Linked DNA regions of Mus musculus: region 2 is linked to region 1. A link is a contact called in ENCODE Hi-C or POLR2A ChIA-PET data. All regions are on one chromosome and are shown on one strand. Each heading gives the region's core, a stretch centred on a gene start or an enhancer-like site at or near the end of the contact. The rest is flanking DNA. Distances are from core to core; before and after follow the strand shown.

The links. Hi-C counts contacts between places; a loop is a spot of excess contacts on that map. ChIA-PET counts read pairs that join two places held with the same protein, here RNA polymerase II (POLR2A).
Region 2: a loop to region 1 is called in a map of T-helper 17 cell, with 6 times the contacts of the local background. The contact joins the promoter of Ccz1 here to the promoter of Eif2ak1 in region 1. A Hi-C loop is called at or near these places in 1 of 37 maps with a recorded cell type or tissue (T-helper 17 cell). POLR2A ChIA-PET finds 5 or more read pairs at or near these places in 2 of 5 experiments (Patski and embryonic stem cell).

What each region holds. Positions count from the first base shown.
Region 1 is chr5:143,816,036-143,819,734 of GRCm38, reverse strand. It overlaps Eif2ak1 (eukaryotic translation initiation factor 2 alpha kinase 1), which reads right to left and starts at 1,943. Exons shown (of 15, transcript NM_013557.2): 1 at 1,727-1,943. The coding sequence starts at 1,844.
Region 2 is chr5:144,012,973-144,016,671 of GRCm38, reverse strand. Ccz1 (CCZ1 vacuolar protein trafficking and biogenesis associated) reads left to right here and starts at 1,819. Exons shown (of 15, transcript NM_177682.3): 1 at 1,819-1,973; 2 at 3,581-3,678. The coding sequence starts at 1,860. It overlaps Gm24311 (a small nuclear RNA gene), which reads right to left and starts at 2,674; the gene lies at 2,571-2,674. It overlaps Gm33427 (a long non-coding RNA gene), which reads right to left and starts at 1,513. Exons shown (of 2, transcript XR_377194.2): 1 at 696-1,513.

The DNA.
Region 1 (3,699 bases), core at 694-3,193:
TTCTGAGTTCGAGGCCAGCCTGGTCTACAGAGTGAGTTCCCGGACAGCCGGGGCTACACAGAGAAACCCTGTCTCAAAAAAAAAAAAAAAAAAAAAAAAAAAAAAAAAAAAACCAAAACCAACCCTGGTGACTAATGAAAGAAAACGAATGTCTTGGAATACAGACTGGCTTCGAGACTGCGGTCTGCTGCAGCGAGACTGCGGTCTGCTGCAGCGAGACTGCGGTCTGCTGCAGCGAGACTGCGGTCTGCTGCAGAATTCCTACAGCGAACTGCGATTGCTCATTGAGGCTTTGACTTTTCTGACTCCACCGTGAACTGGCAGTATGATCTCTTCAAAGCATTCAGACCACCTGTAAGACATCACCTAACTCTTGGCCTTACACCCATTAAAAGTGATACTGAACGTTCCACAGACCTTTCTATGTTTAAAGGCAAAGAATCAGCTGTGGGTGAATACTCGTCATCTCTTTAGAAGAGGCATCACCACGGAAGCAGAGCCGTATTAACAGGAAGAGGGCAGAAGTTCGAAAGTTTGTCCTCGCTCACTCCCTTCCGGAATAATCTTTGGTGTGCAGACACTCTTATCACGGCGTCACAGAAGAGATGGACCTGCATGTTTACAGCTGGGCCCTCTCCTAGGACACACACTTGCTCGGCTCACGGGCTACAGTAACATGCCACTTGCCGTGTGGGGAAAATCTGCATATTCATTTAAAAGTTATCTTACAACCAGCCTCTATACAGCCTACTGAGTCACCACGATGAACAACTTTTATTTCTCATTGTGGTCAATTATTACAGGCAGGATTTAAAAATGAAAATGGAGAAGAAAAAAAAAAAACCCTGAATTTAGTGTACACTCCTAACTCCACTACAACATACTCATTTCTAGCTTTACTGTAACCTTATAAGCATTCTGTGTATACAGCTAAAACCTCCTTGGATGTATGTTTTGGGGGCTGGAAGATAAACCCAGGATCTCACTCATCCTAAAACATTCTCTGTCACTGCTCCACCGTCATTATCCTTTTTTGTTAGTTCGAGATAGAGTCGTATGTACTTCAAACTGCCCTGGAACTCAACATGAAGCTCAGGCTTGCCCTTCAAGTCCCGATCCTCCTGCCTCCACTTTCCATACGTCTGGGTTACAAGAGTGCACCACGACTCGGTGTATTCACTATCGAGAGCACAATTTCAGTTTTAAAACGGCTCAAGCAACTGGTACCAACCAACTGCACTTTCTGTAAAATACCAGAACGTTAACCTACATAAGAATCGATGTTTTGAAGACGACGCGCCTTACGTTACACAATTTGATTTACATGTATCAAAAGCCTCAAGAAAACTGGAGCGTTCGTGTACTACCTCGCTAAAAGAAATCATTACTTATCTAATCTTTACTTATCTAATCTCATTCTAGCAGTGAACAAAGATTACACTCAGCGAAGAAAAACAAGAAGCGAAAAGCGGCCTCGGGGAAGTGGCGCAAAACAGAAGTCAAGAAATACAAATGCCCACAAACGGGTAGAGCGTAGACGCTCTTGTAGTAAATATTTACCTAACCCTTGACAGCCTGCCCGCCACCTCCCGGTGCCCTACAGCTCTGGGCCCGAGTTCGAGCCCCGAGGCGGCCTAGGATCTTAGGTGACCACCGGGGACCACTGGCGCGCAGGAACTCATATGAACAGCGAACCGTGGGACTGCGCGAGCCATCCCTGTCTCACCATCATACTTGGGGTCCGACACCTCTGCGGGGAAGTCGATGGCAGGAGGCGCGGCCACCGCCCCCGCCGCGTCGTCGTCCGTGTCGCGCTCGCCGTCCACGGAGCTGCCCCCCAGCATTGCCGTTCGGAGCGTGGATAGTAACCTCGCTCTGCCGGTCCCCAGACGCTGCCGGCCACTAGAGCCTCCCCCCAAGCCGGAAGTAACACAAGAGCCAACGGAAGTCCCGCCCCAGTGACCAGGAAGTTTCTGTAGGGGGGCGGGCTCTCGCTGTCCCGCCCCTTTTTTCTCTAAAGGAAATGATTGGCTGATCCACTGCGGGTGTGCCCCGAGTGGGCAGGACAAGCAGGGGTGTGCTGGCGCGGCGTGGTGCGGCGCTGCCTGTGTAGGAAGGACCTTTCTCCTTGACCCTGTGGGTTGTGTCTGGTTCTCTGTTCTTCCCATATTATCCCTGTAGGCATCATAAACGCTCAGATCTCACACCTGCAAACTTTTCTCTGGAAAGTATAATAAGCAAGGGGACCCACACTCGGAAAGACAAAGACCGCGTGTTTCTCGCTCAAATGCAGATATCCTAACCTGTAATGGATATACGTGGGAGTAAGTGTGGGTAAAGCCTAACAAACCAGAAAGAAGACCAGAGAGAGTGAAAACTGATGTTGGGGCAAGGGCAAAGTAAATAAACCGAGGGGAAGATACATGGTGCGCGGGGGAGGGAGCGGGGAGACCGGGAAAGTAGAAGCAGTATTTTATGGATGTTGGTATATCAACTCTGCCTTCATATGTGTGTCTGTTGCCTATGGAGGCCAGAAGAGGGCATCAGATCCCCTGGGACTGGAGTTACAGAGGACTGATAACTGATGAGAATTGGACTAGGTCCTCTGCAAGAGCAGCAAATGCTGTTGACTACTGAACCGTCTCTCCAACCTCTTCTTTGTGTTTTAATTTCGAAAATCCAGCCATCTAAGGGACCTAATTTTAGAAGTGATGCATATATATATATATATATATATATATATATATATATATATATATATATGTACATGTATATGTATAAGTGATACGTATATATATAAAATAACTATCTTTTAAAAAAATCACCCATCGTAGTGGTTTATATGCTTCTAATTTTTAAATTTGAGCACTTGAGAGGTAGAAATGAGAGGACCAGGTGTTCAAGTACATAGTGAGTTTGAGGCCAGGCTGACTTAAATGATACCCTGTTTCAGAACAAAAACAAATTTATCTACAAGTCCTGACTCGAGTAGAGCAAACTTGCTTTGATCCATCACAGACCATAGCAAAATGGGAAATGCCAGAGAGAATCTAATCTAAAGGAAATTCTTGGGTTTTGAGACTAACTTTCCAGTTGGTTTCAAACCAAAGGTTTTTTTTTTCCTTGTGACCACCTGGAACCCACCCACCCACCTCCAAAGCTACCCTAGATGATGAAGTTAAGATTCAAAAATCGATGCTGGGACTTGGGAGTAAGTTTACTTGTTGCTCAAGCCTAAGGACCTGAATTCAAATCCCCAGAAACCCACACAAAAGCCATTGGCTACAACTGTGCATGTTATACTAGAACCTGCAAGGGACAGAAACTGGAGAATCCTTGGGGCTTGTTGGCCAGCCAGTCTTACCTAATCAGAGAGCTCCAGGATCGATGAGGAGCCCTGTCTCAAACACACACACACACACACACACACACATACATACATATGCATATATATGGTGGAGAAGGCTCAGTGGTTGAGAGCACTTGTTTTCAGAGGACCTGAGTTTGGTTTTCAGCACCATGTCTAGCAGCTCAAAACTATCTGTAACTCCAGCTCCAGGGGATCCAACACCTTCTGGCCTCTGTGGGCACACACACATACACACATCCTCACACATACACATATACATATACAAATACACACATACCCTCACACAGACACATACACACCCTCACACACACACACCCTCACACATACAT
Region 2 (3,699 bases), core at 570-3,069, 200 kb before region 1:
TTCTCAGCATGGAGTGGAATATTGTGACTTTAAAATGAAGGTCTAGATTGCAATATGTTTTCCATAACTGAAAAACTAAGTCTCTTTTTATTTTCGTCTTGCTTGTTTATAAAATAAGGCTGCAACACTGGCTTTAATTTGAACTATTTTTTTTTTAAATCTAACTACAGTCTTAGCTTGTAGCTTGGTGAAGTAGTTTGGGATTAAATGGACTTGACACTAAAGCCAGCTTTGTGGGTGGCTTAATGGTTGAGTCTGGTGGTGCACATTGGAAATCCCAGAATTTGGAAGTCAAAACATCAGGATCAGGAATTCAAGGCCATTCCTGACTACATATCGATCCTGAAGCCAGGCTATGTGAGACCCTGATTTATTTGCTTATAGGAACAACAAAACTGTTTTTGAGACAGGGACTCATTCTGTAGCTCAGACTATCTTATAGCTGGTAATGCACCTGTTTCAACACCCTGAGCGCCTGTGCCCCCATGCCTAGAGAACCTATAGATTTTCAAAATAGTTCTTTCTGTATCAAAATGAAAATGAAGCACGTATGGGAAACACTTGTCGATTTGCATGCTTACATAGTTCTGTGTAGCAACTACAGTTTAGTGTTGCGTAAACGACTGCTCACGAATCCAATTTCAAGCAAAAACCTACCCCGTATCTCTTCTGTAACGGCTAGGGTATAGGATTACCTCACAAACACTTTAGAAGACAGATGAAATCTGAATCGACAGGATATTTTCCACTAGGCCTGTTGATTTATTCACTGAGAAGACTATAGATTTACAGGTTTTCACTTGTTCCAAGAAAATCAGCTTTGTTGGTGATAGGGTAGATTAAAAAAAAAAGGATTGATTTATTTTATACGTATATGTGTGCTTGCATGAATTTATGTGTGCCACATTTGAGCAAGTGCCCACAGAGGCCAAAAGAGGCATCAGATGCCCTGCAGCTGGAGTTATTGGCCATTATGAGCTGGAACTAAATCCAGGTCCTTAGTGAAAGCAGCCAGTGCTCTTAATTGTAGAACCATCTCTCCAGTTCTGTGGCAAGGTAAATTTGGACATTTTTGCTTTTGCTTATAGTCCATTGCTTATAATTGATGTAAGTAAAAGTGCTATATATTCGAGGTTGACCTTGACTTATGATCCTCCTGCCTCCACCACACCAGGGCGTGCCAGCCACACCCAGTTTATGTGGTGCTGAAGGGGAGAAGCAATTTCAACAAGTTGTCCTCTGACCTTCATACACGTGCCAGGACATCCCCCTCCCTGGAGGACAAATAAATAAATGTAAAACAACAACAACAACAACAACAACAACAACAACAACAAAACCAAAAACCAACCAACAACAGATGTAAACTGGCTACCTTCAAGAAAAATGTGTTCCCCTAAACGTTTTTTCACACTTAAAAAATACCGTATCCATGACGCCTTTAATGCCAGCACCCAGGAGGCTGAGGCATGAGGATCTCTGTGAGTTAGAGGCCAACCTGGTGTACATAGTGAACCCCTATCCAAACAAACAAACAAACAAACAAACAAAAGAAAAGAAACAACACCCCCCCCACCCCAATCCATTGTTACATTTCTCTTGAAATTCGTGGTCTTCGCCTTTAGCCATGACAGCCAGCTGAGAGCTGATATAATTGAAAACACTCCAGCCCAATAAACACGAGGGAACTGGTTCCACACGGACCTATCAGAGAGGGACTGGGCACTGCAGGTTTTTCTTCTGGGTCAGTTTCGAGCTCTTCCGGGCCGCCGGCTAGCGAGGCGGAAGTGCGGTGTTCCCTAAGGCTGCTGCCTCGGAGCGGGCGGAGGGGAGCCTCCCGAAACGGGGGCCGGGCCGGGATGGCGGCAGCCGCGGCCGGGCCGGGTGCTTGGGCGGCCCAGGAGAAGCAGTTCCCGCCAGCGCTGCTGAGCTTCTTCATCTACAACCCCCGTTTCGGGCCGCGCGAGGGAGAGGTAAGCCGAAGGGGCCGCGAGCCTGCTCCGTGCCCGGCCCCTGATGCCGCAGCCCGTCCTGGCAACGGAGGTCCCAGGTTAATCCCTCCGCCCGGCTTGAAAGTCTTTCCCATCGCGTCAGGTCTGGGCAATTAAGATCGAACTTGACTCCTCTCTTGGAATCTTCGATTGCAAAGGTGGAGCCAGATTGGTAGGACAGAGCTCCCAAAAGAGGGAAAATGAAACAAAACTAAAAACTTGGAGGCGCTTCACAAAGTTAATTTTTTCTTTTTTCTTGTTTTCCCCAAAATTGATGTTTTGTTTTCTGGAAATGTTACTGTTACTTTATTTTTCCTTCCGGCTAACTAAAATCTCATTGTGTTTTAACACATTTCTATCCACTAAACTGTTTGGTTGATATCTATGCTGGTTCCAGCTTGTGGCTAATGTCATTAATGTAGCAATAAAGATTTATGTGCAAGCATTTCTGTGATGGTAGGAGTTAAGAGTGCTTTAGGTGTATATTCAGGTATCATAGTCGAACTCTAGTAGAATCATTCTATCTAGGGTAAACATTAGAATGAAATAGTTTTTCACTGTGTCTAGGATAAACGTTGGAAAAAAATGGAACGCTTCACGAATTTGAGTGTCATCCTTGCACAGGGGCCATGCTAATCTCTGTATCATTCCAATTTTAGTATATGTGCTGCCGAAGGGAGCACCCAAAATCGAAGTTATAAGCGTTTTTTTTTACTCCGAGTTGACAGTGGCAACTTCCTCAAAACATGCCTAGAACTGTGTTTTGTTGCAAGCAGATCAAAGCCCTATTTAGGGGCTGGTGAGATGGCTCAGTGGGTAAGAGCACCCGACTGCTCTTCTGAAGGTCCGAAGTTCAAATCCCAGCAACCACATGGTGGCTCACAACCACCCGTAATGAGATCTGATGCCCTCTTCTGGTGTGTCTGAAGACAGCTACAGTGTACTTACATATAATAAATAAATAAATAAATAAATAAATAAATAAGTACTTACATATAATAAATAAATAAATAAATAAATAAATAAATCTTAAAAAAAAAAAGCCCTATTTAGAGGCTGTCAGCCCAAGTGCTCCCGAACCAACTTGGTGCAATTGTGGATCCTGTATTCTTGTACACGCGCACACCTGCATCTTCCTTGTGAGGGTTTCTGACACATGGGAAGAAATCTGAGACTTTCATCTTGTCCTACTGATGAGATGTGATTTGGTGAATATCACAATTACCTCTTACACTGATGGCTTGCAGTAGTTACAAAATCACAATGAATTTTGTTTTTTGGAGGTGCTTTTTGTTTTTTGTTTTTTCCCATCAATACAGGGTTTCTCTGTGTAGCCCTGGCTGTCCTGGAACTCACTCTGTAGACCAGGCTGGCCTCCAACTCAGAGACTCTCCTATCTCTGCCTCCAGAGTGCTGGGATTCGTGACGTGTGCCACCAGACCCAACCATTCCTGGTTTTCTAAAGACATTTTTAGGTGTTGTCCTTAGCCTCTATGATCGGAGAGTTGGATGTTAAACTCAACACTTTCAGAGTTAAGATGAATAAATCCTGACATTAATGCTGTGTTTCTGTTTTCTTTCTGTGTTAGGAAGAAAATAAAATTCTGTTTTACCATCCAAATGAAGTAGAAAAGAATGAAAAAATTAGAAATGTTGGATTATGTGAAGCAATTGTACAGTTTACAAGGTAATAGTTTACATATATTTT